2 separate regions of the Homo sapiens genome follow, and region 1 is linked to region 2. A link is a loop called in an ENCODE intact Hi-C map of the cell type or tissue named here. Cell type or tissue: stomach. All regions are shown on one strand. Each heading gives the region's core, and the rest is flanking DNA. Links, peaks and the distances in the headings are about the cores only.

The links. A loop is a pair of places that touch in the nucleus more often than their neighbours do. Peaks named below come from ENCODE experiments on the same cell type or tissue, not always from the same donor. Only the 100,000 strongest peaks of a DNase experiment are listed, where the experiment ranks them.
Region 1: a loop joins it to region 2, with 4 times the contacts of the local background. A loop is called at or near these places in 97 of 110 quality-filtered maps.

Annotation. Positions count from the first base shown.
Region 1 is chr1:27,601,596-27,617,067 of GRCh38, forward strand. FGR (FGR proto-oncogene, Src family tyrosine kinase) reads right to left here. Exons shown (of 13, transcript NM_005248.3): 7 at 15,262-15,411; 8 at 14,094-14,249; 9 at 13,839-14,018; 10 at 13,255-13,331; 11 at 12,835-12,988; 12 at 11,624-11,755; 13 at 10,469-11,527. The coding sequence ends at 11,319. AHDC1 (AT-hook DNA binding motif containing 1) reads right to left here and starts at 2,549. Exons shown (of 9, transcript NM_001371928.1): 1 at 2,511-2,549; 2 at 2,133-2,268; 3 at 1,802-1,899. RefSeq lists enhancers at 1-517, 341-390, 1,191-1,240, 4,823-5,117, 5,009-5,857 and 2 more and silencers at 1,724-1,803, 2,354-2,893. In stomach, for the core only: CTCF peaks have their summits at 4,959 (motif pointing left), 7,196 and 7,395; DNase peaks (open chromatin) are centred at 4,936, 5,786 and 7,226; H3K4me3 peaks cover 271 bases; H3K27ac peaks cover 2,238 bases.
Region 2 is chr1:27,388,169-27,403,640 of GRCh38, forward strand. GPR3 (G protein-coupled receptor 3) reads left to right here and starts at 4,454. Exons shown (of 2, transcript NM_005281.4): 1 at 4,454-4,569; 2 at 5,626-7,646. The coding sequence starts at 5,631. The coding sequence ends at 6,623. RefSeq lists enhancers at 3,070-3,606, 3,607-4,143, 4,681-5,216, 6,045-6,842, 10,979-11,931 and 2 more and a silencer at 4,158-4,657. In stomach, for the core only: CTCF peaks have their summits at 4,217 (motif pointing right) and 7,421 (motif pointing left); DNase peaks (open chromatin) are centred at 4,353, 7,393 and 11,253; H3K4me3 peaks cover 1,343 bases; H3K27ac peaks cover 1,820 bases.

The DNA.
Region 1 (15,472 bases), core at 2,909-10,908, 210 kb after region 2:
CCAGTTTGATTTTCCATTACTATAAAAATAAATATACATCTGCTCAAAGGAGGGAGATGGCAAGCAGCATGCACATGCCACCTGGGGGGTCCCCCCACAACCCAGCCTTCCTACCCCCCCACCCCAGGTTGGGGGACAGACTGGTAATCTTTCACTTACAGCCCCAGCTCACACAGCCACACAGAACAGGAACAAGCCAACAATAGAAACACCCCAAATGCCCCTGGCAGGACTCTGCCCAGGCCCGGGCACATGCCCCCGCCCAGCCGGCGGCGACAGCAGCAGCGGACAAAATGTGGCCACCCTGACCCGGAGGCAAAGCTTGTCCTCACACCCTGAGCTCTGCCCAGGGAGCTGGGGCCAAGTCCCGCCTGACACCAACTGGTCCGGCGGGAAACGCCTGCCCAGCCAGACAGGCACAGGCCCCCCAAGGGTCCCTCCTTGTGCTCAGGGACCAGGCTGGTACAGTCCGGCCCTGCCTCCCAGGGTGACGCCTGGGCCCAAATTCAGCTGGCCCTGCCAGTCAGGCACTGGTGCAGAACCGAGGGCACCAGGCTCAGCCCCTCCCAGCCCAGCCCCAGGGCCCCCAAGCTGGGAGGGAGGGGAGACTCCCCACCCCTCCACATCTGGCCCTGGCCCCCAGGGTCTGCGGTAGAGAATTCCCGCCCCCGCTTCTCTCCCTCCTCCCGCTCTGTGCCCGCTGCCCGCCTCAGGGACAGCCCCAGCTCCCGCCTCCGGCCAGCAAGGCCCACATCCTTCCTCCCTCAGCTGGCCCCTTCGCCTGGCAGGAGGCTGGGGGGTCAGGCTGCTGGGGAACCCCCCCAAGCTCCCATCAGTCCTCATCCCCAGCCCCCAAACTCTGGGTTGCTGTCCCTTTTCCTGTAGAACAGGAAACAAGGTTATTTCCTAGACTCAGAGCCAGCCCCCTGCCCCTCTGGCTCTGCCCGGGGACCCAGACCCAGCAGGGGAAGGCGCCCTCAAGCAGCGAGCAGAGATTCAGCAATTCACCCCAGCTCCCTGCCTAGGGGGCTGACAGCTGTCACTCAGCACCCCACCCCCTGGGGAAGAGGGGGCCGATTCAATCAGAGCCCCAGAGGAAACGCATTGATAGGCGATTATTTATTTATTTATGCAAAAGTGAGCCGACTTTGTTCGCCAGGTAACCGGGCACGCGGCCCAACCCCTCCAGCCCTAGCCGCCCCCAAATCCCTCCTCCGCCCCACACCCCCTCCGGGTCATTAGGTCCCCGCCCCTCAACTCCCCGAGAGCCAGTGGATCCTAGGGATTTGGGGGTTGGAGGGGAGGGGCTCCTCCCTCCGCAGTCTCCCCTTTTCCCAGCGCCGATCCTAAAATCCAGCCTTGTTCTCCGCTCCCACGGTCCCCCCTTCATTCCCCCCCCCCCCACATTCTCAGCAAGCTGGAGAGCAAATTGCAGTTTTAAATCCAAAGGCGGAGGGAGGGGGAAGGAGGAGGGGGCGCGCGGCAGCGCTGGGCGCGCACCTCGCCCCCGAGCCGGGGGAGCCGCGGGGCGGCCAGGAAACCCGAGAACCCCCCCTCCCCGCCCCCCCTCCCCGTCCACCTCCCCCTCCCCCTTCCCGGCGCTGCCTGCCAGGCTTCGAGCCGAGCCCAGCCGAGCCGCGGGCCCCGGTGGAAACAAAGACCGATCGCACCGCGGGCACCGCAGCCACCGGGTCCAGCGGACCGGACCGGGGGACGCAGGCCCCCCCCGTGCGCTGCACAAAAGAGCCTGGCCGGCCGGTCCCCAGCGGGGGTCTGGGGCTGGGGAGGAGGCGCCACTCACCGGAGTGCTGGGCTGCCGGCTCCGTGGGTCCGAGCCAGGCGAGGGGTTTTGGGGGACGTCTGTCTTCCGGCGGTGGCAGCGACGCGGGCGCCCGGCTGCTGAGGAGAGGAGTCGTGGAGGAGCCCTGAGCCGCCCGCCGTCGCTGACAGCATGGCTCGCGCCTCGGCTCACATTCTCCGCCGCTAACTCCGCTGGACACGGCCCCCCGCTCCCGCGGCGCCCCCCCACCTCGATCACTCCTTCGCTCTCTCTGCGCCCCCCTCGCCCTCCCGCCGCGCACACACTCTCCCAGCCCTGGACACCCCCGCCCCCACCCCCCCCAATAGCAAACCTGGGAGGGAACGCGCCCCGCGTAGTCCTCCTGCTCCTCCTCCTCCGCCCTCCTCCCTCCCGCTCTCTCTGGCTGTCTGTCTGTCTCTCAGACTGTCTCTATTTCTCGCTCTCTCTGCCTTTCTCTGCTCTCCAAGCTGGGTGGGAAAAGGAAATGAGGACAGAAAGCAGACGCTGGCTTTGGGTGGTGGTAGCTGGATTCCCTCTCTCCCTCCCTCCCCCTCCTCCCCTCCCTCCTCCTGCCTTCTGCTCTCTCCGCTGCGAGCGGGGCTGAGCGCAGCCTGGCGGGTGGCTCGCTCTGCCCGCCCGCCCGCCTGTCTGTCTGTCTGGTCCGCCTCGCTCGCTCCCTCCCTCCGTCTCTCGCCCTCGCCCTGCCTGCCTGCCTCTCTCCGTCTCCGCCGCCGCCGCCGCTGCCTCTGCGAGCTCGCCTTACCTTCGCCGCTCACCATCCGGAACCCCAGGGGGGAGCGCGCGCGCGGCACGCCGGGACTTGTAGTCCCCGCCCCGGCCGCTCCGCGCGCGGGGAGGGCGGGGCCGCGCCGGCTGCTCCGACGGCGCGGCCAGGAGCCCCGGGGACCCCGCGCCTGGGGCTCGTCTGGCTGGAGCGCGTCCTCGTTTACCAACGGGCGAAGATCCTCCCCAAGGGTTAAGAATGGTCCCTGTGTTCCTTGTCTCCACCGGGGGGCTCTGGATCGAGCGGAGGTTGCGGGTGGGAGTGAAGGGGCGGGGTCTGAGAGTGGAATGGGAGTGGAATAGGGAACCAGGGGATTAGCCAAAGGGGCTGCGACTTTCTGGGGCGTCCCAATTAAATGGGAGGGGGAGAGGGCAGAGGAGAGGACCGGCTCTCTCAATCTGGGGACGTTATCCTTTTCTGAAAAGGTTTCTTATTGAGTAAAGCTCAAGTATATATGGCGGGAGGGCTGCTGGGGCGGGGGAGCGGGGGAGACCCAGCCAGCGCTGCTTCCTCACTCAGTGACCCCTCCTCTCAAACTCCGACCTCGGTTTCGCCCTTGCAACTCCCAGCTTTCCTATATGTCCAAGGGCGGCGAGGGCTCAAAAGTCCTGGATAATCCGCAGATAGAACACACACACCCTTTTCCGAATTCTGCTGAGCATTTGCGTTGTGTCAGGAAGCAGGATTCAGATTGAACGGTGCTGACCTCCTGCCGCGGCCGGGGGCTGGGCTCAGCACTTTCACCTACCTCCTCTTCAGGTCACATGTGTTCTCCAGCCCCTGCCTAGCCTATCCCACAGATGGGAATGTGCGCTGCTTGGGGGCCTTGTTACCGCCCCCGGAGATGGCTGAACTGCTGCGGTAAAATAGTGCTGTTATTTCCATTTTAGAGATGGGGGCACTGAGGTCCAGGTTCTCCAGTTAGCAAGTGGCTGAACCCAGCTGGATTTGAACCAGGGTCTGACTAACTCCAAACCCCACAAGCTTAACCCCTGGGCTATGACAAGGAGTTGTGACTCCCTCCATTTCTGTAACTGACCTTCTCTCCCTGTGTCTGTGTGTCCTTTCTTGGCACTTCAACAAATGTTAACTGAGGTATGCAGGGCTTGCAAGGGACACGGAGATGAATAATGCATAGTGGCTGTCGTGTCCTGTGTCCTAGGTGTCTACCAACGCCGGCCCTGACTGGCCCTGCGGCGGTCCCACCTCACTGGACCACCTCATCTGTGTGTCTGATGTTCCACACCCTGTGTCTGCTGGCCTTGTCTATCTTGCTCCAGGTCTGAAGTTCCTAGAGCAGTGCCTTTGTCTCTGGCCTACCTGTTTCTGACTCTTCCTTTGGCCTTGCAGGGTGTTGGCCAGTGTGTGACAAAGGCAGCTGGTGACATTTTGCCAACCGCAACTCCCTGGTCACTATCTTCCCCACACCTTCACTCCTTCCAAGCTCCTTCTCTATGGCAGTCCAGTACCCCCAGAGGACAAGAGAGGGGATCTGGGGAACACTCTCTATTGGCCCTTGGCAGAGGGTGTGTGCAGCAGTAATAGGAGAGGTCTAGGGCTCTAAACGGGACACTATTGATTTGGCATCATGGGGCTGCCATGACCGACTGGAGAGGCCCTCATCTTGGAGCAGCTTCTCCTTGCAGACAAGTTAGGACTTGGGTTCAAAGATTTATTCATTGAATGGGAAATATAAGGTCAGATGCTCATAAAAGTAGTGGCTAAAGTCATTAGAGATTCTGCAGCTCCAAAGCCTGGGCCTGAAGTGATCCCAAATAGATGAGGCTTTGGCACCTTGCCCTAGCTGGCCCCCTATAGGACAGACAGACTTCGGCGTTGGGGAGGGTGAAAGAGACCCAGGTTCCTCCTCCTTTCTCTCCCTTCCCCCATTACCCATTAGATTCTGCCTGTAGTCATGAAGACTCTACTCAGTTTGAATCAAGTTTTAGGAGGGAGTTGGGTGGGATAATATAGGATGGTTTCTGGGGTGTGGAGAGCCCCAGTAGGTTGAGATGAAGGGGAGTTTGGGAAAAGCATGGGAGGGGGAGGTTAAGTAATGAGATGCAGAGGGCAAGATTAGTAGGGCCCATGGCTCTATGAGTTAGAGGGAAATAGAAGTTAGGTAGGGTTTCTCGAGCATGCCCCTCCCACCCCAGGCTACTTCAGCGGTCCCCTTCCCCTGTGAGGGTGAATTCCATTGGCCCTTAAAGTGTTGATCATCACTGGAAACCAAGCATTGCAGAGTCTCCCTGTTATTTGGGGGCTGGTCTTTTTCGTGGAGCCTCTCCAAATTGTGTTGAGTTTGGCGGGGGGTGGTCTCCCCAAACTCAAGTTGTCTTCCCGTGGGCTGCTGCTGCCACCTAGTGTCTAATCTTCGTTTCTGCTTCAGCAGTTGTCAGCGAGCAGGAGGGAAAGAAGGCTTGAGGCAGAGGACACAGGTTCTGGAAGAGCCTGCATCATCCCTCTCTGGGCTCAGCTCCCTCCAGCCGCTTTTGTTTCGGTGTAAGCAGAAGGTGGTGTAGCTAGACCCTGGAAAATAAAGATGAGAGTCTGGAATGGGGCCTTGGGTTTGAGAGGCCATGTGGAGCAGGAGCTAGACAGGCCTGGTCCTGATCTTGATTTTACTTGTGTGTCCTCAATCTGTGTGAGTCTCAGTTTTCCCATGTGTAAAATAGAAGCAGAGCTGTTGAGAAGATTAACTGAGCATATAGATGTAAAAGCACTGTGAAAACTGGCAAGGGCATGGTGAGAGAGATGATGAGTCACACTAATAATGACAATAACTGACAGGTCCCAGCAGCCTGGAGCCAGGCCCCCAGACCTCATGGAAAGGGCAGGATGAAGTGAGTCTTGGGTAGGGACTAGCACGGCCCTCCCTGAATATGGAAGTTCTGGGGGTGGCCCTACTCCTGGGGCTGCTCAGGAGAGGTGTGGACTGCTAGAGGGTGGTTCAGCCCAGTATGCAGAAGGGGAGACGGAGGCTTAGAGAGGTTGCGGGCCTATCCTAAGCTATTGAGCTGCAGATCCAGGAACAAGAGGCCCATTGGACTGGAGCCATTATGGCCCTGGTTTTCCCCTTCTTTGGATGGGAACAGCTCAAAGCTGGAGCCCAAGAGACCACGCAAGCAGGAAGCCTCCCTCATTGTGGTACAGTGGGGACTAAGGCCCCCAGGCTCTGTTAGCCCTCCTCCTGGGCCAGCCCCTTTCCCCTCCCCCGTGCAAGTCCTCCCACATTCCTCTAGGCCACAGGAAACCCCAGCTGCAGCCCAGACTTCAAACAGCTCCTCCCTCTGGGGCAGGGGGTGTGGGAGGAGAGGCCAGAGGCCAGAGGGCAAAGGTCAGCTTTGTTCCTGCCGGAGGTGGTGAGGGACCTGGGGGAGACAGAGGGGGAGCAGGGTCGGGCCCTTGACAGCCACACTGAGTGTGTGTGAATTCCTGTGGCCGTCAGGGTTGTGTGATTCCCGCTGTGCGCCTGTGTCTGGGGGGTAACCCTGTGTCCTCGGTTTGCTTTCGCTTGCAGGCCTGACTTCTGTGTCTGAGTGTGAAGCAGTGCATGTTTGTCTGTGGGTGCTCAGCCTGGGATCCCACTGACACGTCTGTAGGTGCCATTACTTGTATCGCTATGTCTGGTTCATAGGCGCGGTCAAAGCTGTGTGTCCTATGAGTGTGACCTGGTATGGTTCTTTGTGTCCCAGAGGGGTGTCCGTCTCCTGCCTCTTCGCCTCCTATCTTTCCTCTCCATTGTCACCAAAGAGTTCCTTCTGAAAGTGAATCTGGCTGGGCGCAGTGGCTCATGCCTGTAATCCCAGCAGTTTGGGAGGCCGAGGCGGGCGGATCACTTGAGGTCAGGAGTTCGAGATAACCCTGGCCAATATGGCAAAACCCCGTGTCTACTAAAAATACAAAAATAAGCCAGGCGTGGTGGCTCCCGCCTGTAGTCCCAGCTACTTGGGAGGCTGAGGCAGGAGAATCACTTGAACCCGGGAGGCAGAGGTTGCAGTGAGCTGAGATGGCACCACTGCACTCCAGCCTGGGCAACAGTGAGACTCCGTCTAAAAAAAAAAAAAAAAGTGAATCTGACCTGCTCAAAACCCTTCAGTGGCTCCCCATTGTCCAAGGCTTAGGATCCCAGCTTGAGTGCATGGTAGACAAGACCCATGCCTGCCTTTGCCATCTTCATCTTTAGCCACTAACCCCTCTGAAATTTCACATTCCTAGCACACCTACCTAATTGTAACTCCCTGAGCAGTCTCATTTCTTGCCTTTGAGCTCACTTAATTCTGTCCAGTCTGGAATGTCCTTCTGTTGCTTCTTTCTTTACCAAGCAAACTCTTACTCTTGTTTCTGATGAATCAACACCTCCTCTGAGAAGCCTCCCAGACTTCCCCCTGCCCAGTTGAGTTAGGACTCTCCCCTGTTCTCCCACATAGCTTTATTGTCATTTTCTGCCCGCATCTGTCCTGTTAGCACCCATCACCATTAAACTGTGACCTCTTTGAGAGCAGGAACTGTGCCATATCTCCTGTCCTGTGGTGGGAAGTTTCTGAAGAGACCTGGTTCTCCCATCCCGGGAGGGGGGAAAGTTTCTTGCAGTTTTGGATGTAGTACTCAGAGTCACCACTAGAGAGAGTGTGAACATCACTGCAGGACCATCCAGGCTCGTGTGTGTGTGTGTGTGTGTGTGTGTGTGTGTGTGTGTGTGTCTTCGATACTGTACCTGGGGTGTGTGTGTGTGTGTGTGTGTGTGTCTTCAATACTGTACCTGGGGTATGTGTGTGTGTGTGTGTCTTCGATACTGTACCTGGGGTGTGTGTGTGTGTGTGTGTGTGTGTGTGTGTGTGTGTGTGTCTTCGATACTGTACCTGGTGGAGTGGAGAGAGGATCCACTCAGCTCAGTCCCGGAGCAGTGGGATCCAGAGTAGACTCCATTCCCCACAATAAGTCCTGGGTCCCCCAGATTTCTTCTTTCTTTTCCCCACAACTCAGAGCCCATACCCCTTGGCTTTCCCCCTCCTACTTCTTGCCTCTGACTCTCCATCCCTCGTCTTCCATGCCTCATCTGCACCCTCAGCCCTCCCATGCCTAATTATTGGCACTTGCCTGGCCTGAATGGGCCTTACTCTACCATACGTCTGGGCCTTTGCACATGCTGTTCCCTCTGCTGGAGATGACCTCACCCTCTGGCTGCTTCATCAGGCAGACTTTTATTTCACAGACTCCAAGAAATCCCCCAGACTTGGCTCCCAGACTGACCTTGCCCCTAAGTGTTGTCATTGTTTACTGTTTTGCCTCCTAGACAGGACCAGCCTACAGGAGACATCAGTAGATGTGTGTGAAATTAATAAATGACTTAGTTCTTTTACGAGTACAATCCTCAGCATGTAGGGAGCTACCCCTGAGCCCTACGTGCACCAGGCCCTTCCTGGACCTGACTCTGGGTCAATATGACACTTTCCCATGCTGCTCCTTCAAATAAAGAAATGTGACCCGGGGAACACATGAGACTTTGAGTTCAAATCCTGGCTGTACCATCCACCTGTATGACCTTGAGCCAGTGTTGTAGCCTCTCAGAGTCTTGTTTCCTCTTTTGTAAAATGGGGATAATCACACATCTGCGCTGCCTTGTGGTGAAGATCAAATTAGATGATGCATGCAAAATACCCGCATTAGTCAATTAGGTGTCCTCCTCCCCCACCATGAACTTGGAAATAAAATTGCCCTCTGAGTCTTAAACCAGTAAAATCCACGCATCACGGAGGAGAAGAGCCAGGTGGGGGAGTGAATGAGGCGAGAGATGGTTTTGTAAACGACTGAAGAGTTTTGTGAACGGTGCAAACCGCAATCAAGGTGACCCGCCTGTAATCTCAGGGAGGCAGGGCGAGGATGTGATTGAAATTGAGAAAGCAGAAGCCTAATCAATTGCATTGTGCTCTATCTGAAGGGAACAGAAGGCTGCACAGAAAACGGGGTGCAAGGGAGAATTCATCTAGCTGTTTCAGAGGGAGAGACAAGGAAGGCACCAGTAGACACAGGGATTCCAGGCTCAGGAGGCTCTGGTCTCTACTGAGGAGCAGCGAGGGCCCTGGTGAACTCCAGGTGGTTCACTGCCCTGCTGGGCTTTCATTGAAACCAAACGGGCATCCTGGTACCAGACAGAGCCCTGTAGGGCAGACAAGAATATTCTGGTCCCAGAAAAAGGCTGTGGAGACTGAGAGCACTGATTTTGGAGTCAGAAGACTTGGTGTAAGCCCCTGCTCTGCCACTTCTGTCCTGCTGATTCACTTCACTGTGCCTCAGTTTCCTCATTAGCAACATGAAGATACAACAAACTCCTCCTCATAGGGATCTGCGAGGATAAAATCGCAGCATGCATGCACTTAGCAGGATGCCTGGCACACAGTCAACAATTTGCAAATGGTAGTGACAGAGAGAGCTCACATGTATTGATCATTTGATTACTATTTCACAGATGAGGAAATTGAGGCTTCGAGAGGTGAAAAACTTGCACTAAACCACACAGCTAGTGAGTGGTGGAGGCAGGATTCACACCAGGCACTACAGCTCCAGAGCCGTGCTCTTCTCTGCTTATTTCATGGCAGGCAGAATCACTGGCCTCTGGCTTATACATCAGGCTCTTGTGAGTTTGGTCAGCCAGAAACTGTGGCCCTTGGGAAGCCTTGGCCCCTGAGACTTTTTCTGTGGAGCTAAGGCTCCCACCCCTATGACAACCCCTCTGAGCAGCCATTTGGCTTCTCTCCATCTTACTGCTCTCATTCAGCAACCCCCAGCACAGGGCAGGACACAGGGAATTCTCAATCTGCATTGATTGCCTTATCTTTCTTTCCTTTAGGTCACCCAGCATAGGAGGATTTCCAGGGAATCTTTCTACCAATAACTAGAGGAGGAAGGATCACACACACACACACACACACACACACACGCACACACACACACTCCACAGAGGCTCTCTTCCCAAAGCCTAGAGGCAATGAAGTCTAGTGAAAAGACCATGAGCTTTGGTGTAAGATCTAGGTTCAAATCCTAGCTCTGTCACATACACTGCATGCTCTTGGTACATCATGTAACCCCTGAGCCTCAGTTTTCTCACCTACAAATGGGGCTAATCACAGAACCAGGCTCAGTACTGGATTAAATTGAAAAGATGGCTGTAAATACATCTGACATTCAGAAGACACTTAATAAGTGAGTTATTATTATTATAATTTTCCTCCTCTGCTTGACTATGAACTCCTCCTCCAGGGCAGGGACAGGTCTTATTCATGTTTGTGTTCCCAGGGTCCTCCTTAGCAAAGAGTCAATGCTTTGCAGAGTCAATGCTCAGTAATGATTTGCCAATTGCTGCAGTGATTCCCAGCTCCCAGATTCCTTCTCTGTCCATTCCCTTAGTAAGTCAGATGGTCAACAAACATTTTCTGATGGGAGAGGTGGGAATCTTTATTCCCTGCTCCCCTTGTTTCCACACGGAGGCATGTCAGCTTCCAGAGTTTCTCTCAGGGGAACGAGGGAGTGGGAAGATTCATCATCGCGCAGGTGCACTGCAGATTGTTCAGCATCCCTGAACCCTACCTGTAGGATCCAAACAAATCAAACTGCCTTCAAACCTCTCCAAAAGCTCCCCTGGGGGCAAAACTCCCCTAATGAGATCCAGTGAGTTAGACTAACCCTCAGGCCTCTTCTCTCTCCTCCCCTCTCTTCTGTCCTCTTTTGGAGAGTCTGACAGCTCCAGAGGGTCCACTGTGGTCTTCCTCCCTGCCCTGGCAAAGGAGGCCTAAGGTTGTCCCATTGCGCCTGTGATGAATGGCAAATCTGATGAACTCAGATAAAGAATTAGCAAACCTATTATACACAGATTGAAGGCCATATCAGCAACGAAGGGGACATTTTAATGTATCTTCAGCTGCTTGTCTTCTAAACTCACGTGCAGATGAGCAGTGGGACTCTGGGTGTTCTAAAACTCCACACCTTGGATGCCCCGTGCTTGGTAGGCATTAGGGCCCTCTCCAGCTTCCCCTGCTGCTGCCTGTAGCCATATCTGTCCGTTCACCCCCTATTGACCACCCCCGCTCCCAAAGGAAGGTTCAAGGGTATTTCATGGTTTGAGGATTCATATTGTCATTTTACTTATTTACAGAATCAATAAACCAACACATACACACTATTCAGAGAGGTGGGAAGTGCTCTGCAACCTTCTCCCTCAAACCTGGGCCCAGACCCCAGTCCTGGACCACTGCATCCACCCAGCAGGAAAGGGGTCCAGCCAAGACTTTTCCTGACTTTGTAACTTACAGACACAAGAGAATAGAGGGTAGAAGGGAAATTCTTGGCACCTGGACTAGAGTGAGATAAAAGGAGAGTAGGAAAGCAGTGATAGGAGAGAAGTGAGGGAGGTACATACAGTTTTATAAATAACTAGACAAGGTCTGAGCACTTTGGGTGGGGATGGAGTGAGAAAGGCTACAGGCATGTAGGGGCCTAAGTGGAAAAGGAAGAAATAGTGCTTGGGGCCAGAGCGGATGAGAGATCAGCTCTGGGCCTCCTTTTGCCCCATCTGTAAAACAAGTAGGTTGCCCTAGGTGGTGTCAGAGCAGCCACGTCCTCGGTGATGCTAGGACTCTATGGGGTTCTAAGCCAGCCTGGGGGCTTTGGAAGAACAGCTCTGGGGATTGGCAAGGACTGGTGGCCACCGCCAGAGAGGGTTGATGCCCGGACAGGCTATGTCTGATCCCCGGGCTGGTACTGTGGTTCAGCGGAGGTGAAGTAGTCCTCCAGGAAGGACTGCAGGTACTCGAAGGTAGGCCTCTCCTCCGGGTCCAGACGCCAGGTCTGTTCCATGGCCTCGTACAGGGATGCTGGGCAGCCTGGAGGGCACGGCATGTGGTAGCCCTGCTCCACCTGTTCCAACACTTCCCGTTTATTCATGCCTGAAGGATGGGTCTCTGTCAGTCAAAGGGACAGCCAGGTGGAAGCCCTTCCCCGTGACCATCCCCCACCCCAGCCCTACCCCTGGCGAGGCAAACCTGGGTAGGGGATTCGGCCCTTGGTGATGAGCTCAGTGAGCAGGATCCCAAAGGACCACACGTCTGACTTGATGGTGAATCTGCCAAAGAGGGCAGCTTCTGGGGCTGTCCACTTGATGGGGAACTTGGAACCTGGAGAAGATGGGGGAGCAGGGAAAGTTAGTGAGGGGGTCCCTGGAAACAGCTGGATTAAGAGAATGGGGTCTGGGCGCAGTGGCTCACGTCTGTAATCCCAGCACTTTGGGAGGCCAAGGCAGGCGGATCACTTGAGGTCAGGAGTTTGAGACCAGCCTGGCCAACATGGCGAAACCCTGTCTCTACTAAAAATACAAAAATTAGCCGGGCATGGTGGCGGGTGCCTGTAATCCCAGCTACTAGGGAGGCTGCGGCAGGAGAATTGCTTGAACCTGGGAGGCTTCAATAACCTGAGATCGCACCACTGCACTTCAGCCTGGGTGACAGTGAGACTCCATCTCAAAAAAAAAAAAAAAAAAAAAAAAGAGACAGAGAGAGAATGGGGACTCTAGGGATGAGGATTTCGGGGATCCTGAGCACAAGGGTCTCTGGGCATAGTAGAAAGGACATGGTATCTAGTCAACACCTACTATGTGTCTAGTATAGTGATGGGCACTTTCCAAAAATCGCAATAATTCTTATCCTAATAACGGCCAATACTTGGCTAGCCTTTCCTGTGTGCCAGACACTGTTTTAAGTGATATGCATGCATTAACTCATTTAACCCTCCCAAAACCCCCATGAGATAGAGACTCATTTTACAGACGAGGAAACGGAGACACTGAGTAGTTAGGTAACTTGCCCAGATCACAGAGTTAATACCTGGCTGGGATTCATACTCAGGCATTCTGGCTACAGAATTCCCACTGTTACACGCCATTGTCTTTCATTCAAGAATTATAGCTGTGCCTGTCACATAGCAGGTGCCTGGTAAACATCTGCTGACTTCCTGTTATCTGAATATTGTCACTTTACAGAAGAGAAACGGCAGCTCCCAGAGGTTAGGTGACTTGCCCAAGGCCACATGGCTGGTAAGTGGCCGACCTGGGATTTGAGCCCAGAATTGCCTCTCATACTACATCAGGATGGGGCGACTCGGGCGACCTGGAGTGAGGAAGGGTTCCTGAGTGCGTGGGGCCCCATGGAAGTCCCTTGTTGCATGGGGAGCTCTTGGAAGGTGGGGTGAAGCAGGGCACCTTGGCAGGGGTTGTACTCATCGTCCTTGATGAGACGCGCCAAGCCAAAGTCTGCGATCTTGCACGCCAGCCGCTCCCCAACCAGGATGTTGGCTGCCCTCAGGTCGCGGTGAATGTAGTTCATGCGTTCCATGTAGGCCATGCCCTCAGCTACCTGGGGGACCATAGTGTGGAGAGATGGGAGCTCATGTGGACTCACAACACCGTGGCCTGTTTGAGGGGTGAGGGACCATTTGAAAAACCCACTTTCCAGAGGGGGAGACTGAGGCCCAGAAAGAGAGGCAGTACCTCTCAGGCACAGCTGGAGGCACAGCTGATGCAGGGGGCGGGGCCGCCCTCCCAGGCGTTTGAAGGGACAGAGAATTTGTGAACAGTTAATAGGTGGGAGGTCCGGGAGGTAAAGGCTGCTGGCCCAGTTACCTGGGCTGCCATGTCCACCAATTGGGGCAGCCTCAAATCCTGGCCCTCTGGGTTCTTGAGAAAATCCAGCAAGCTGCCTGGGAAGAAGCCAGAAAGTCAGCGGCAAAGCCCTACCCCGGGCCCCAGCCCCTCCTCCTCTCGCTTGACCCCGCCCCTCAGCCCCTCCCACCTGGACCCGCCCCTCACTTAGGACCCCGCGGGTGCCTCAACCCCTCACTTGTCTCGTCCTGGCCCTGCTGCCAGACACGGACTCTGCCCACATCTCGTTTCTTCTGTTCCTTGGTGTTCCGGACACGACCCACCCAGACTCCGCCCCAGACCCTCCCTCATTCCCGATTCTGCCTTCGTTAGCCCAAGCCCTACCCGCCTAACACCGGAGGCACCGCCCCCCTCCCCAGCTCCCTAGTGGTCTCACTCGGCCCGGCTCCCACCTCAGCCCTCCAGTCGTTTTACACACCTGGTCCCTTAGTGGGACTCTGCCCATTGTCCCTTGTCCCTCACAGATCGCGTCCCAGGTCCCACGCCTGAAAACTCCCCTCTTAACTTCACCCCGAATCCCGCCCGACCAGGCTCCGCCTCCTGACCGTGACACATGAACTCGGTCACGATGTAGATGGGCTCCTCCGACACCACGGCGTACAGCTGCACCAGCTTGTCGTGCCGCAGCAGCTTCATGACCTGCGCCTCCTCCAGGAAGGCCTTCGGGGACATGGTGCCCGGCTTCAGCGTCTTCACCGCCACCTTAGTGCTGCCGTTCCACGTGCCTGCTCGGAGGCTGTCTTGTCAGGACCCTCTCCCCCGAGCCCAGGCCCTCGTCCCGGCCCCCGGGAGCTCCGTACCCAGCCACACATCCCCGAAGCAGCCGGTGCCCAGCCGGCGCTCCAGCGTGATGGAGCTGCGGCTGATCTCCCAGGCGTCCTTGGCCAGGCCCAGCGTCTGCGGCTTCATGATGGTGCAGGGCGCGATGAGCAGGTTGCACAGCCCGTCATTCACCTCTAGGGGAGGGGTCATGAAGTAGAGTCACAGGTGGGCCAGGACACCCCCCTCCACTCCTTATCCTATCCCAGCCTGGTGCCAGACCCTAAGATCAGTTATAAGGAACTAGGCCCCAAGTGAGGTCACAGGCCAGGAAGAAAGGCAACCCGATCCACTAAATAGGGGAACATGTTGGTGCCCAAGGAAGGGGGTGGCACCCAGAGGGAGAGATGATCCCTGTAAGCCTTCTGTAAGGACTGGGGGCCTCCCATAGGAGGTAGCCTCCAGCTGGGCCTTGAAGGATAAGGTGGGATTCTCACAGGTGGAAATGGGGTTGGGATTCCAGGCAAAGGTGTGGACATGAGGCCCACGGTCTTCCGTGGACCTCATCCTTGGCATAACCAATCAAGGCAGAAACGTGGGCATTGACTCCTGCCTTCCCTTCACCCCCACAGCCAATTCTCCACCAAGTCAGGCCTATTCTGCCTCCTACCCAGCTTCAGAATCGTCTGCTTCATCTTTACTCCACTGCCACCGATTTAGTCTGGCCTCCACCACCTCTCACCTGGACAACAGCCACTGCCTTCTAATGGACCCCTCACTCTGCCTTGGCCCCTGGCATCCAAGCTCCACCAGCAGCCAGAGTTTCTCACAAAAGTGAGACCAGCCTCTGTCACCCCCTGCTCAGGGCCCTGTGATGATGGCTCCCTGTCTGCCCACAGGGCAGTCCTGGTGCCTTGGTGGGGCATTCAGGCGGCACAAACACTCCATCAAGTTTCCACAAATTGAGGCCTTGAGGCAAGAAACTGGCCAATGCCTTGCTCAGTCATTAGGGGGTGCTGCTTGGTGAAGGACTGCTTTCCTCCAGAAGCTCACAGAGCTGGATCCTGGGCTGGCAGACCCCATCCTTGGGTTCTGGTTTCCGTCTGGCCAATACTGCTTGGTAGTCCCTTCCCTTCTCTGGGCCTCAGTTCCCCCATCTGGACAATGCTTCAGTTGGTTGGTTCAGGGATCTGAGGCCCCTGCCCTCACCCATGTAGTGCTGCACCAGCTCCTGCACCGAGTTGAACTGAACCCGTGTGGTGATGTAGTAGCCGCCCATGTCCAGTTTGCGGATCTTGTAATGCTTCACATGATCGCCTCTGGTCTGATCCCAGTCCCGGATGGACAGGGAGTAGGCACCTGTGGAGAGGATCACTTTTGATCTGCTGTTCTCCTCTGCCCTAGTCTGGGAGCTGGGAGA
Region 2 (15,472 bases), core at 3,621-11,620:
TTGAAGATGGCAGGGATTTTTGTTCACTGCTGTATTCTCTGTACCCGGGAAATAGAAGATGCTCAATAAATGTGTCTATTGACTGTTGAAAAGGCAGGAATTTGGCCAGATCATCTTTCTGTCCCTAGCACCCACTGAACAAACCCTAAGCCCAGGGGAACTGCCAGTAAATAATGGCTGAATGAATGGGTCTATGCTAAGAATATGGGCACTGATGATGCCTAGACCCTTGGGTCTTAGACAAGGGACTCAGGTGTGGGGATTATCTATGACTGACACACACACACACACACAAGCACACACGCACGAACACCCCCTCCCCGCCAATTCCTCCCTCCCCAAGGGATTTCTCCAACTGGTGAAGACAGAAGAGGCAAGGATAAAAGTCTCACCTGGAAGTGAGTCCTCACAGCCATCTGGTGGCCACCTGGAGAACTGCAGGTATTGTCAGCCCTAGTCAAACTTTAGCCTCAGCCCCTTCTGGGAAGAAGGTGACATCTAGGCCAGAATGGAAGGCACACTGGACTTGGTGACAGATGGACCTGGCTTCAGATCCCAGCTCTGCCATTTACTATGTGATTTGGGGCAAGTCCCTTGGCTTTCCTGGGCTTCACCCAAGAAATGGAGACATGGTCCCTCACTTTTGCAGGTTGTTGTAAGCCTTGGGCTCTGGCTGGGCACCTGGTAGGTGGGAAGGGTTGGAGGAGGTGTCAAGGAGGTAGGGACAGAGGGCATGAGGAGAATAGGAGAGAAGGAACTATCTCTTCCTTTAGAGAGCAAGTATGCGGGGAATGGAGACCTGATTGGTATGAGCACTTTTGGTGCGTGAGGGAGAGCACATGAGGTTCACGTGAAAACCCATAGCCCCCCTTTAGTCTCTTGGCTCTCCTGGGTTTCTCGGGGTTAGAAATGTCACTGCATGCCGGGTGCGGTGGTTCATACCTGTAATCCCAGCACTTTGGGAGGCTGAGCAGGGTGGATCACCTGAGGTCAGGAGTTCAAGACCATCCTGACCAATATGGTAAAACCCTGTCTCTACTAAAAATACAAAAAAAAAAAAAAAAAAAAAAGCTGGGCATGGTGGCGGGCACCTGTAATCCCAGCTACTTGGGAGGCTGAGGCAGGAGAATCGCTTGAACCCAGGAGGCAGAGGTTTCAGTGAGCCGAGATTGCACCACTGCACTCCAGCCTGGGCAACAAGAATAAAACTGTCTCGGAAAAAAAAAAAAAAGGAAAGAAAAGAAATGTCACTGCACTCTCTTTTCCTCTCTGGCTGCCTTAGGATCAACTTCCCTTGCAAACAACAGGATAACTATCAGGATCAGGAAGTTCATGACCAATACTTCAGTGGAAATGATGGTCTTCCGTGTCCTTCACCCTGGGAAGACAACAATACCTAAGACAGAAAACTAGTCAAAAAGTAGAAGACCACTCTGGATTTCATCTTTGTATTTAGAACCCATTTTGGGCTGGGCACAGTGGCTCATGCCTGTAATCCCAGCACTTTGGGAGGCCAAGGTGGGCAGATCACTTGAACCTACGAGTTCAAGACCAGCCTGGGCAATGTGGCGAAACCCTGTCTCTACAAAAATTACACGCCTTAGCCAGGCGTGGTGACACGTGCTTGTAATCCCAGTTACTGTGGAGGCTGAGATGGGAGGATTGCTTGAGTCCAAGAGGTTGAGGCTACAGTGAGCATTGATTGCACCACTACACTCCAGCCTGGGTGACAGACTGAGATCCTGTCTCAAAAAACAAACAAACGAAAAAAAAAGACAGAACCCATTTTGGTGGTGTTAAGACAACTGGCTTGGTTATGATTTATGATTCCTTGGATTATGCAAAGAAAAATTAATCCAAACACAGACTTGCAAGACATAAAAGAAAAAGACCTCAAGAAAACAGCTAAAGGAACTCAAGAACAGAATGACGACAGCCAGGGAGTCACAAGAGTGTGGTGCTGGTGCTGGCAAACAGGAATGGCTTTATCTGCAGCAATGGTGAAGATTTTTCACCAGAGGATCAATAAGCTACGAAAACTTAAAAAATATATAATTGCCATTCAGAGTAGTAGAAGATAGTCCCTGATACCCCCCTTTGATGCCAACCTCCCAGCAGCCTTCACCCATCGCAGAGACCAGAACTCTGTAGGGACCCAGCTCTGATGGGGGAGTAAATGGATCCCTGACCCTGAGTCTTGGGGCCCTGATGCCCTTGGATCCTCTCTCTGACACCCCCACCTTCCTGGGCACCAGGCATATTACTATTCTCTCTGTTTTCCTTTTTTCCTCTGGTTGTTCCCTTTTAGGTCAATCATCCAGTCCATGATTATTTCTTCAATACCCATTACATATCAGGCACTGTTCTCTAGCAGAAATGGGACATAGTCAGTATCCTCTTGGAGCTTAGATTCTAGTGGGGCTGACATGTAGTAAAACAAACAAACATGAATTCATTTATAATTTCAAGAGTGCTTCATCCTCCAAAAATGAATAAATCAAGAGAAGGGGAGGGAGAGTGATGGGGAGGCCAGTGGCGATCTGAGAGTTCAGAGCAGCCTGTTTCAGAAGTAATTCGGGAGCAGAGACCTGGATGAAGAGAAGGGTTGTTGTCAGAGGGGTCAGGTGCAAGAGCCCAGGAGGAGGAGCCCCTGAAGCCACTCCTCACTCTCTGCTCCCGCCCCTGGGTGACATTATTTACCCCTAAAACATCAGTTGCCACCTGCATGCCTACACCTCCCAGGTGTCCCTCATTATCCAGCTGTAACATTGATGGCCAATGGCAAGTAGAACCCACTCAACAACCCCATGAGGCCGGTACTAATATTATCCCTGTGTTTTAGATGAGGAAATAGGCACAGAGAGCTGAAGAAACTCTCCAAAGTCACCCAGCTAGGAAATGGAGAAACTGAGATTGGACACTTCCACCCCCTAAGCCCCCTAAACTCACCACATCCAACCTGAAATGAATCCTCTTCTCCAGCTCCGACCCCCTCCTCCTCCCATGTTCCCTGCCACTTGACCTTCTGCTGCCTCACACTCAAACCCAAAACCTGCCTGGTGGAGGCTGACCATGGGGGCTGCAGTGATGGTGCTGTGATGGGGGTGTCCAGTGGGGCCTGGGATCCTCAGGCCTCTTAACCTCATCTTCCCCTCCCACAGGCCTGCATGATTCCAGGGAGCATCAAGGCAAGAGACACAGGGAGAAGGAGCAGCCAGTCCCCCTGCCGCAGGACTGGCCACATCTGTCACATCTGGAGAAGTCTGCCCAGAGTGGTTCCCCTGGACTAAGGGCAGATGGCGTTGGGGAAGAGGGAGCTCTTTCTCCTTGCTCCACCCATCAGGATGCCTAAAATAGGAGGCTGAGAGGGGCCTGCCCTGAGGACTGAGCTGCCAGGCTTTCTGCTTCCAAGTTCTTCCCGGCTCCCCATCTCCTCCTGCTTCAGGGAAGTGCACCCCTCACCCCCTCCACGCTGGCTTTCTAGATACTGGAATAAATAATTCAGGTTTTGAAATCTTGCCAGGCCCACCCCTCCGGTGCTGTGAGGGCGCTATTGGGCTGACATGAGTGACGTCACCCAGCTCTTATCCCAGCCCCGGCATCACGGGACTTGCCCTGGCAGCAACTTACCTGCCTGGTCACTGTCAGTCCAGACCCTCTACCCTGTGCCCCTCACCCTGGAGCCCACTCACCACAGCCACCTGCTATCTTCGTTCCAGGGCCCCACAGTCCTCATGGCTTAGCATTGTCGCTTCAGTACCCCAGCCATTCTGACAGGGTAATGGTGACCTGAAGTCACCTGGACACTCCATGTTCCCAGGCCGCTGCCTCTGCCATCCCGGGGTCCCTGAACTCCCCCCTGCTGCATAGTCACCCTGACACTGCCATGGTTGCCCTGAGGGCTTCCCCTCTACCGTTAGCGTCCCACGGCCATCACCCCCCACCCCAAGATTCTGTCACCATGCTAATGTCGTCACTGCCACCCACCTCCCCGCTCCCTCGTGCTCCCTGTCATCGTCACCTCAGGGCCCCATCATCTTGGAAACCCTGTCATTCTCACCAGGGAAGCCCAACCAGCCCCATCACAAGCTCTTCCTTCGTCACCTGGATCTCGTCAGCCTCTCTGCCACCCAAGGGTCCCATCACCCCACAGCCTAGCCGGGCCCCCTTTCCACTCTTCCACCACGTTCCCTGCAGCCTCTCTGAGACTTCAAGGCTCTCGCACCGGCGCCTCTGAAACCCCCGGCCCGCAGAGGGCGCCGCGTCAAGGACAGCGCGGGCGGACTCGGGAGGGGGCGGGGCCGCAGCCACGGTCGCTTTTTATGAATGGGGGAGCGGGCGGTGCGAGGCCTTATTACTATGCCGCGCAACGCGCGCTGCGCCCCAGCGCGCCGCGCCCATTGGCTGATCGGACCGCTGACGTCACCGAACCGGTGGCCGGGGGCGGGGCGGGGTGACTCACGCCGCTTCTCCCGCGGCCGCGGGGGCTTCTCGGGGTCCACGCACGCCCTGCGCCGCCAGGACCCGAGCGGAGCCTCCCCGCGGCCCGGCCGCGCCTGGTCCTGAGCGGTGAGTAGCGGGCCCCGCCGCGGGCACCAGGGGTCCTGAAGGGCACGCAGGATGCTGGGGCACTGGGCCGGCGGAAGGCTCCTAGTGGCCGGCCGGGGTTCGAGTTCGAGGTGGGAATTCTGGGTTTAGGCGATTCTGGGTTAGCAGGCTTGGGCCCAAGTGCTCGAGTGCTGGGGTTGAGTTGGATGACCCGGCGAAGGGTAAGCATTCCTGCAGGGACCCGAGGCCCTGGAGGGACTGATGGTCATCTGAGGTTAAGCCGGCAGGAGGCGTCTGGGGCAGGGACCCAGGGGTCCGAACAGCAGGAGGTGTCCAATTTAGGAATCCAGGTATCCAGGCAGGAGGCAGAGTCAGGCCCAAAATCCAGGTGTCCGGGCAGAAGGAGGCATCTGACTCAGGGATCCAGTCTTCCAGCAGGGGGGTCTGCCCAGAGACCTAGAGATTCAGGCGGAAAGAAGGGTCCAGCCAGGAACAGAAGTCTGGGAGGGTGGGGGGTGGGGGGCTGAGTTCCCAGGTGTTACCGCGGGAGTGCGGGGTGATGGCTGGCGGGAGCTTCACGCGCATTCCCTGGGGGCGGAGTCTAAGGCTGGCAGTACTGAAAATCGTGAGGGGTCTGGGAGCCTCAGGCACGAGCTAGCATCATCATCTCTGATGGGAGGGAGCGGAGCTGCTCAGTCTCCCTGATGGGGTAGATGTTTCCCTACCCCAATCTTGAGCCTTCGGGGGCATCCCCTGGATCCTATGGCCCTCTTCCACTTATAGTACCCCTTCTTCTGTCTCTCCTCTGGTCACACACGTGGGAAAAAGAGACCTGCAGGACCTAGGACAGGGATCCCCAGGAAGAGACCCCTGTTTAGAGGCCTGGGGGCATTGGAGGGGACAGCGGTATCCTGGGAAGAGCCCCAGGGCATGAATGTGGGGATAAGGCATTGGGACCCTATCAGGTATCCTGAGGAGAGACTCCCACCACGTATCCTGAGAAGCACCTCACCCCCTCCAGACCCCAACTCCCATCACCCAGCTTGGTCAGCTTCTCACAAGGCCTTTCTCCTGCAGGTACCATGATGTGGGGTGCAGGCAGCCCTCTGGCCTGGCTCTCAGCTGGCTCAGGCAACGTGAATGTAAGCAGCGTGGGCCCAGCAGAGGGGCCCACAGGTCCAGCCGCACCACTGCCCTCGCCTAAGGCCTGGGATGTGGTGCTCTGCATCTCAGGCACCCTGGTGTCCTGCGAGAATGCGCTAGTGGTGGCCATCATCGTGGGCACTCCTGCCTTCCGTGCCCCCATGTTCCTGCTGGTGGGCAGCCTGGCCGTGGCAGACCTGCTGGCAGGCCTGGGCCTGGTCCTGCACTTTGCTGCTGTCTTCTGCATCGGCTCAGCGGAGATGAGCCTGGTGCTGGTTGGCGTGCTGGCAATGGCCTTTACCGCCAGCATCGGCAGTCTACTGGCCATCACTGTCGACCGCTACCTTTCTCTGTACAATGCCCTCACCTACTATTCAGAGACAACAGTGACACGGACCTATGTGATGCTGGCCTTAGTGTGGGGAGGTGCCCTGGGCCTGGGGCTGCTGCCTGTGCTGGCCTGGAACTGCCTGGATGGCCTGACCACATGTGGCGTGGTTTATCCACTCTCCAAGAACCATCTGGTAGTTCTGGCCATTGCCTTCTTCATGGTGTTTGGCATCATGCTGCAGCTCTACGCCCAAATCTGCCGCATCGTCTGCCGCCATGCCCAGCAGATTGCCCTTCAGCGGCACCTGCTGCCTGCCTCCCACTATGTGGCCACCCGCAAGGGCATTGCCACACTGGCCGTGGTGCTTGGAGCCTTTGCCGCCTGCTGGTTGCCCTTCACTGTCTACTGCCTGCTGGGTGATGCCCACTCTCCACCTCTCTACACCTATCTTACCTTGCTCCCTGCCACCTACAACTCCATGATCAACCCTATCATCTACGCCTTCCGCAACCAGGATGTGCAGAAAGTGCTGTGGGCTGTCTGCTGCTGCTGTTCCTCTTCCAAGATCCCCTTCCGATCCCGCTCCCCCAGTGATGTCTAGCTGAGTCTTCATGACCCTTCAACCCTGATTACTACAGAATTCCAGAATGTTAGGCTCTCCAGGGCTTCTTTCCAAACCCCCAGCTCCACACCCCCCAGACCCAGCTGGTTCTGGAGTTCTAGGACATTGGGTGTTTCAAGGTTCTGTTCAGATCCCTATGGGGGCCCAGCTGGCTCCACGGTTCCAGAATGTTCAGGTGGTCAGTGTTCTACTCAGAAATGTCTCACAGCCCAGCTGGGTTGCAATTCCAGAATGCTGGGAGTTTTACAGTGCCATTCCAAGTCCCAGATGTCCCTCTTCCCCCAAACTTGACCTTGACCATGTCACTTTATGTTTGAATTTCTGAGCTAAAGAGTCAGAGAGATTAGTCACATAGTTGCCTAAATAGGAGAGAGAAAGATTATATATGCACATATACAAAGACAGTGTCTATTTATGATTGATTTATTTATTTATAAATTTACTTATGGGTGGTAAGGGGCAAAAAAGAGGCCCACACCTTGATATCCAGGCCATACCAGGGTATCCCTTGTCCCTTCACCCCCATTTCTGACCTCAGTTCCTGGAGGGGGGAAAGGGTGAAAGAGAAACCACGTATTTTGTTATTATTTTGGATTATTTTTTATCGAAGAGATCATAGAAACCAGAGCCTTCTCCCCAGGCCTGCCCTCCTCGGGTTTGGAAGGGGAACACACCAGCCTCTGGTTTTTTATTTTTTTAAGAAGCCATCACCTGAGCAACCAAAAATTCCTCTGCGCTGGGGTCCGACTGCCCTCTGGTGGCCATTTGGGGAAAACTGCAGCCCGGCCAGGCAGCTGGGACCAGAATGCAACCCCAGCTCCACTCCAGCCTGGCGTCCAGGGCCACAGCCATGGCCTGGGGGCCAAGCCTCACCCTGCGGTGCCCTAAAGGAGGGGGGGCACGAGCCAACACCCCACCCCTCTGCCAACCGGGGTATGGCCCCCAGTGCATTCCCTGTTCCCGTCTCCAACCCAACTCAATAAAAAATGATTTTGTCATAAATATGTTTCCCTATGTGTGTGTGGAGGGTATGGAGTGGGGCCTGATGGGGGATGGCCTGGAATGAGAGGGTCAAGCCAGGCCTGGGGGGCCTGTTGGGGGATCTGGGGAGCTGGACAGAGGGTGGAGGGTGGCTGGCAGGTGACTCCTTCTCAGATGTCAGTGCCCCTCTGCTCAGACCTGGGCACTGACTGGCAAGGACCTTACCTCCTCCTGGTGACAGGAACCTGGGTGCTTGGCTCTTCCTGGGTCAAGGATGCTCACATCCTGCCCACACCGGCCACTGTGGGGCTTAGACATGATGAATATGCTCAAAGCATGTCAGTTTCCTTAATAATAATAGGTCCTACTTTTTTTTTTTTTTTTTTTTTTTTTGAGACAGAGTCTCGCTCTGTCCCCCAGGCTGGAGTGCAGTGGCGTGATCTCGGCTCACTGCAAGCTCCACCTCCCGGGTTCACGCCATTCTCCTGCCTCAGCCTCCCGAGTAGCTGGGACTACAGGCGCCCACCATCACGCCCGGCTAATTTTTTTTGTATTTTTAGTAGAGACGGGGTTTCACTGTGTAAGCCAGGATGGTCTCGATCTCCTGACCTCGTGATCCACCCGTCTCAGCCTCCCAAAGTGCTGGGATTACAGGCGTGAGCCAACGCGTCTGGCCAATAATAGGTCCTTCTAATCATGGGTGCCTACTGTGTGTCTGGCACACATGCTACCTCGCTTATGCCTAATAAGCATCCCATGGCACCGGTAGTGTCTTCTCCATTTTACAAACGAGGGAGCTGAGGCTGAGTGAGGGACAGCAGCTGGCCCAAGGCCATACAGCTAAAAAATGGTAGAGCCAGGAACATCTGTTTCCAGAATCTGTGCTGTGTAGTGAGTGATTTCCTTCCTTCCCAAGCCTGGAGCTTAGGACATTCTGGACCCTGATTTTTTTTTTTTTTTTTTTTTGAGACAGAGTCTTGCTCTGTTGCCCAGACTGGAGTGCAATAGCGTGGTCTCGGCTCACTGCAACCTCCGCCTCCTGGGTTCAAGCGATTCTCCTGCCTCAGCTTCCCAAGTAGCTGGGATTACAGGCACCTGCCACCACGCCTGGCTAATTTTTGTATTTTTAGTAGAGACTGGGGTTTCACCATGCTGGCCAGGCTGGTCTCGAACTCCCGACCTCAGGTGATCCGTCCGCCTCAGCCTCCCAAAGTGCTGGGATTACAGGCGTGAGCCACCGCACCCAGCTGGACCCTGATTTATTTTGGGGTTCATTTTTAGGGCCACATTTGGGAAGTGGTCGGAGGGGGTCTGGTCATTTTGGAGTCAGAAGAGCTTTTCTACGCAAAGGTGAGTGACTATCAGTGTGTGCCTTTGGGGACATATGTGTGCAGGACCCAGAGTTTGGGTACTTGAGGAGAGGAAGCTGACCCCAGAAAGAATGTGTCTATCAGGCCAGGGCAGCAGCAGGTTTGGGGTGTGGCTGAAGAGGAAGCTTTGATTGGCCAAGCCTCCCAGCTTCCCAAGCCTTATTTTTGGGCAAAGCTTGGAGGTGGGGCTCTTGGAGCATTTCTGGCTCACCCCTCCACATACAGACAGGAGCCCGAGGCCCAAAGAGGAGCAACCATTTGCTCAAACTCGCACAGCTGTGCCAGGCTAGGACACAGGCCTTTCTCCATTTCCCTGGCAGAGTTAGAGCCCTTTTGTCTGGTGTAAAGATCCCTCCCTTGGCCAGGTGTGGTGGCTTACGCCCGTAATCCCAGCACTTTGGGAGGCCGAGGCGGGCAGATCACCTGAGTCAGGAGTTCGAGACCAGCCTGGTCAACATGATGAAACCCTGTCTCTACTAAAAATACAAAAAATTAGCCGGATGTGGAGCCTATAATCCCAGCTACTTGGGAGGCTGAGTCAGGAGAATCGCTTGAGCCCGGGAGGCAGAGGTTGCAGTGAGCTGTGAGCCAAGATCGCGCCATTGCACTCCAGCCTGGGCAACAGAGTGAGATTCCGTCCCCACCCCCCAACCAAAAAAATCCCTCCCAGTAGTCTGAGGAGAGTCGTCATGCCAATAGGCCCAGGCACAAAGCAGGGAGGCCGCACCAGGTCAGGCCAAGCTTTATTCTATCCCCACCCTCCTGACAGGTCCCTGGGAAAAGTCCCTACTCAGCAGGCCCCTCCCCCACGCCAAACATTCCATACCATCACCGTGGCTTTGTCAAATGGGTACCATTGCTCCTCCCCATTTTACAAAAGAAGAAGTTGAGGCTCCAAGAGTAATGGGCCTTCATTCATTCACTGCTGTCCTTGTGGACAGCTTAAATTCTAGCTGGGGGAAATAGTAATACAAAGTTTTTCCCAAAATGTAATATTACACAGTGGTAAGTCCTCAGAGAAAGAGCAGGGGAAGAAGGATGGGGAGGGTGTGAGTAATTTTTAAATTAGGGTGCCCAGGAAAAGCCTCCCTGAGAGGTGACATTGGATTGGTCCAAAGTCAGAGGGTTGGTAAGGAGTTGAGCTGGGATTTGAACCCAGGCCCATTTGACTCTAAATCTCTTTCTTTCCTGGATGAGGGAGCGTGTTTCAGGAACAACCCAGAAACATCAAGCAAGGAAACTGGGGTAAATCCCCAGGCTGGGGGAAAGCAGGGGGTCTCCAGGTTAAACCCAGACCTCTGGAGGCACAGCACAGGGCAGGGCCTTGTTGCTGCCTCCACCATCATGCTCCTGAGGAGCCCCACCAAGGTCCAGAGGAGAGAGGCCAGGTGCCCGTCCTACCCTGGGTGAGTCTCAGCCCTTTGCTTCCCCAGCCCAGCTTCCAGCTCCAGGGCCCAAGAAGGGACCTGCCGCCATCCTTGTGTCTGGGAGGGCCTGTGTCGGGCCCCTGCACTGAGGGGCTTCCTCTGTCTCTCTGGGGGTGGCTGTGGGCTGGAGCTGAGGTGTTTCTGGCAGACTGGATCTGGGGTCTCTGCTTTGGGTCCTGGGCCTACCTTGAGGGGTGTTTGAATCTGTCCCTCAGGTTGGTTCCTGTGTGTGTGGTGGGGCTGGCTGGCTTTTCCCTCCTCCCAGGATTCTGCAGATCAGCTTAGCACTTCTTCCCAGTACCTCCACTCCATGCTTCCTCCAGGAAGCCTCCCTGCCTGAGCCCTTTTGTAGCTGTGAGAATGTGATCCATACAATATGCCTTACTACACCTCCCCTGAGTAAATATTTGTAGAGAAGTCTTCCCTCCCTCCTCAGAATGAAGACAGGGCTGTGTGTCCTTCCTCCAGTTGAGGGTTCCTGAGAGAAGGGATGTCTGTCTGCTCAAACCGAAGGCTCCTGAAGGCAGATCTTTCTCTCTCCTCAGAACTAGGGGCTCCTGAATACAAAGTCATGTCTCTCCCCTCAGGCTGGGAACTTCTGAGAGCAGAGCTGTCTCCTCCCTTAGGCTGGGGGCCTCTTGAGAACAGGGTCATGTCTTTTGCCTCAGATTGAGGATCCCTGAGGGTAGGACTGTGTCTTCCCCACTCAGACTGAGGCCTCCTGTGTCTCCTTCAAGCCTCAGAGTCCTCTGGTGCCCACAGCCTGGAGCTGCTCAGCACCGCATGCTTTGTGTGTGTGTGTGTGCGCGCGCGCCCGCGCATTTGCTTGTGTGTAATTGGGGAGGGGTAGCCACACCTCCCAGCCTCTCTGCCTCTGACAGCTTTCCAACCCCCATGCCTGATCCCTCCCAACTACAGGGGTCCAGGAAGGTCAGCTGGTGACGTGGCCCCCTGAATTGGGGGAGGCAAGGCTAGGGCCAAGAGCCCCACCTTCCTGCTGGGGTAGGCCCTGGGATGGGGCTGGAGCCCATCTCTCCTCCCCGCCTCCCTTGGTCCTATGTGGGTGTGTGGGGGCAGCCCTGAGTGCTAAGCCCCTGCCGGGGCCATGTCCGCCTCTCCTTGCAATAAGTGAGGAGACAGTAGCTATTAATATAAGATGAGTTCACGGGCTCACAGCTTCCGCAGGCTGGAAAACAGGCTCCCGGGGCTGGGGGCTGCGGCAAGGCTCGGCTGTCAGATTCCCTCCTGGAGCCTGGAGACCGCCAGTCCCGCATCCCCCAGCTCCTTCCATGCTGAGACCTGCGTGCACAGACACACACTCATGTCACATGCAGGCACACATGTATAGGCACCTGGCTGTTCTGAGAACACACACACAGGCAGACATGTATGTAGGTATACCCAGATGCACCTGCACACTAGCACACACACACTTGTGCACACAGATACATCACTGCACATGTGTACACTGACCATGTCAACTTTCTGTGCATATTTAGTGCTGAAGCACACACTTCAATGTACATGCCCTTGCACACATGTACACACCCTTGTGTGTGTGTACACAGGCACAACAACCATGTATGCATACCTAAACCCATTAGCACAGCCACATATACACAAAACCGCACTGCATATAATGTCCATAGTCATGTATACACATTTGCATGCAGCACCAGATTCAAGGACTTGAATGAATGCATGTGCACGCCCTTTCACACACAGCGTACACACACTTGCAAATGTTCCCCGCTGCTGGCAGTGCTCAGCAATCCTGAATTTACAGGCTGACCCTCGGTTTCCAGAACCAACGGGCTGGCTCAACCTCCGCTCCTTGTCTTCCCTCTCTCCTTGCGTCATCACAGGCAGCTCATGGCCCTGCCAACCCCAATGCCTGCCTTCAGCTTCCCGCCCCCCGGGGGGCCTCCGATCCATGATTAACCCCCTCGCTAATTGGCCACCAGCCCCTTGACTTTGCTGCAGGCCTTCTCAGGAGCTGGGAGCAAGAGGCTGCAAATTGGCCAAGCAGGATGGGTCTAGGGAATACTGTGCATGTTGAGGGTGAGGGTGGGGGTACTGCAAGCCCTGCATTGTGACTGGCTGGAGCCAGGTAGTGCACCCCCTATTCCAGGGCTGGGCAGAACACTGGCTTCATACTCTCTTGGGAGGGCACTCCTATGATTCATTATCTACACAGTCACCTGAAGCCAGCCCTGCATGCACATTTACACACACTCACCAGCCATGTGTGCAGACATATTCCACCCCACTTGGCACACTAACAGGTGAACATCTGCACAGACCCAAGTACACTCATAAATGTACCAAGTATGCATGCAAGCAAAATTTCATATGTTCATAGTCACCCGCCAGATATGCAGACATCATTTATATATGTACATCCAAACACACGAATGCAGTTGCATGTATATGGGCTCACAAACACATACACTTACACATTACACATGCCCATGAAGGTTCTAAGTGTGCTTGCAGGCATGCACCAACATCCAACTACTATCCACATTATGATTTATACATGTGGAGTCCAGATATGCATGCACATCCATCCATGCACACCGCTCACATGCGTGTATATGCCCTGATGAACAAGCTACCAAATGGCCGCACGCTAGGGAGAACCCTCTTTAGCTAGCCTCTGGCTTTACATAAAAGCTTGAGGTTTGCTCAGTCTACTGGTGGGGATAGGGAGTGATGGAACCCACTCAAGTTCCAACCTGTCTCTCCCCAGCCTCCTGGGGAGAGGTCCTGGGACCTCCTCTGGACTCCCCCTAAGCCTTCAGGCAGCCACATGGACCCTGTCATGGTTCCAACACAAAAGGCCAGAGATTCTGGCTTCCCTTGCAGTTTCAGTCTCCTTGGCTGTGGCTCAAGCCCACAAGGTGTTCTGCTCTCTTGTAGGCAGTCTAGGGCATTGGAAAAAAAGTTTCTATTTCCATGTCTGCTGCTAGCTTGCTGTGTGACTTCAGGCAAGTTGCTGTGGCTCTCTGTATCTTGTTTCCTCATCTATAAAATAGAACAAAAGGCGTTGTATTTGTAATCCTTCCAAGACACACACTCTGGGAGCGGCATCAGTTCCCAAGATGGTGCAACGCCAGAGTGGAGGGGCTACATACATCATCACAGTCAACTCTTTGTTGAATAGGTGAGGAAGCTGAGGCCCAAGGTGGGAGCTAGATCTGACCTCTGACTTCTCAGCCAGGAAGTCTGCTCCTTTTTAATGATGTGTGCAGTGTGAGCTCGTGTGTGCATACCGTGGACATGCACGGACAGCTTCTTAGGTAAAGGCAGGGAAGGCAGCTAGGCAGGACCCCTTGCCCCAAATATTAACCACTCTCCCTGTCATCAAGGGACTGGCAATTCTCCCATAAAAGATTCCTTTGGATGTGAAAGGCTTATTTATTTATTTATTTATTTGAGATGAAGTCCCGCTCTGTTGCCCAGGCTGGAGTGTAGTGGCACAATCTCAGCTCACTGCAGCCTCCACCTCCCGGGTTCAAGCGATTCTTGTACCCCAGCCTCCCAAGTAGCTGAGACCACGGGCGCACGCCACCAAGTCTGGCTAATTTTTGTATTTTTAGTAGTGACGGGGTTTCACCATGTTGGCCAGGATGGTCTTGAACTCTTGACTTCAAGTGATCCACCTACCTTGGCCTCCCAAAGTGCTGGGATTACAGGTGTAGGCCACCGTGCCTGGCCCATGAAAGGCTTTTTGTCCTTAAGCTTCAAGAGCACCCTTTAAGCGCCCACACCTCCTGGGGCTGAGGGGCAGTTCAGTGGGAGCACCTGAAACTGCTCCCAGCCCCATGATCTAGGAGGGAACTGGTTGACAACTAGCCCCGAGCAGAACTTCCAGGAAATGGTGCCAGGTTGCCCTGGCCACTGGGCAGCCAGGAGGGGGCAGTGAGGAACTGGTGGAGGCAGCAAGTAGGGAGGGCGGCTCCCGAGGAATGTGTGAGGGCTGCCTGCGATTATGGGTTCCTGAAATCATGTGCTGGTTTGTGTCCTTGTGCAAACAACAGGGATCTGTGCACGATATGTGCACCGGTCCTCATGTGCCCACTCACGTGTCTCTGTGAAGCCCCAGCCCATACCTATAGGGAACCCACTTTCTTCTTAGGTAGCCAAGGGTGCAGGCACTTCCTGCTCTAAAGGTCTGGGATAGCCAGGCCCTCAGCCAAGCTCACTTGATTTCAAAGCGAGAGCAAAAATGACCATCACCGTTCACTGCCCTTATAAAACTGGGCACCAGGGAGTGGGGCAGGTAAGAATGGAAACCTTTAACAGGCTCCCTACAACGTTAAAGCCCTCAATGATTTTGGATGGAGACTCAAGCCGTTTCAGTTGCATGGTAAACAGAGCATTGGGCTCTGGCTAGAGAGAGGCCTGTGTTTGAACCACGTTCTGTTCCTGGCCAGCTATGTGATCTTAGGCAACTGTGAATCTGTTTCTCTTCTGTGTAAAATGGGGGACCCTTGCCTCTTAAGAATGAAATAAAAGATATGCAGTCTTTGGCAGGTAGTGGGCGCTCAATAAATGCTTATTCTTCTCAGGATCAGCCCAAGGAGGTGAAGCGACTTGCACAGGGTCACAGCTTCCGAGTGGCAGGGCCAGAATTCAAGCTCAGGCCTCTTGCTTCCCAAAGCCACATTCCTTCCCTCCAATTCCCTAGCAAGGGCGGCTCCCGAACCACCATTTTGTCTTCTGCCAGGGCGGGTGTCTGGCTGCCTGTCAGTCACCGGCCTAGGGAAGCCAAGTGCTGACTAAACACAGGCCTGAGCAGGCGGGTGGAGCAAAGGGGCTCTGCAAGGGCGAACTGGCTCCGCGGCCCCCTTCTCTGCACCACCACCTCCAGCGATGAGCTCAGAGCGGCTGGCGCAGCAGTTGCTGACAATTCAAAACTTCTGCCGCCTCTCCTGGGATGCCAGTGGGTGACTCTCTCTCCGAACAGCAGGCGTGACCCGCAGTCACCAACTCTGCTCCCGCCCCTCTCCCGGGGGCCACTACACTGTGTCTGCTGGGCCCGGAA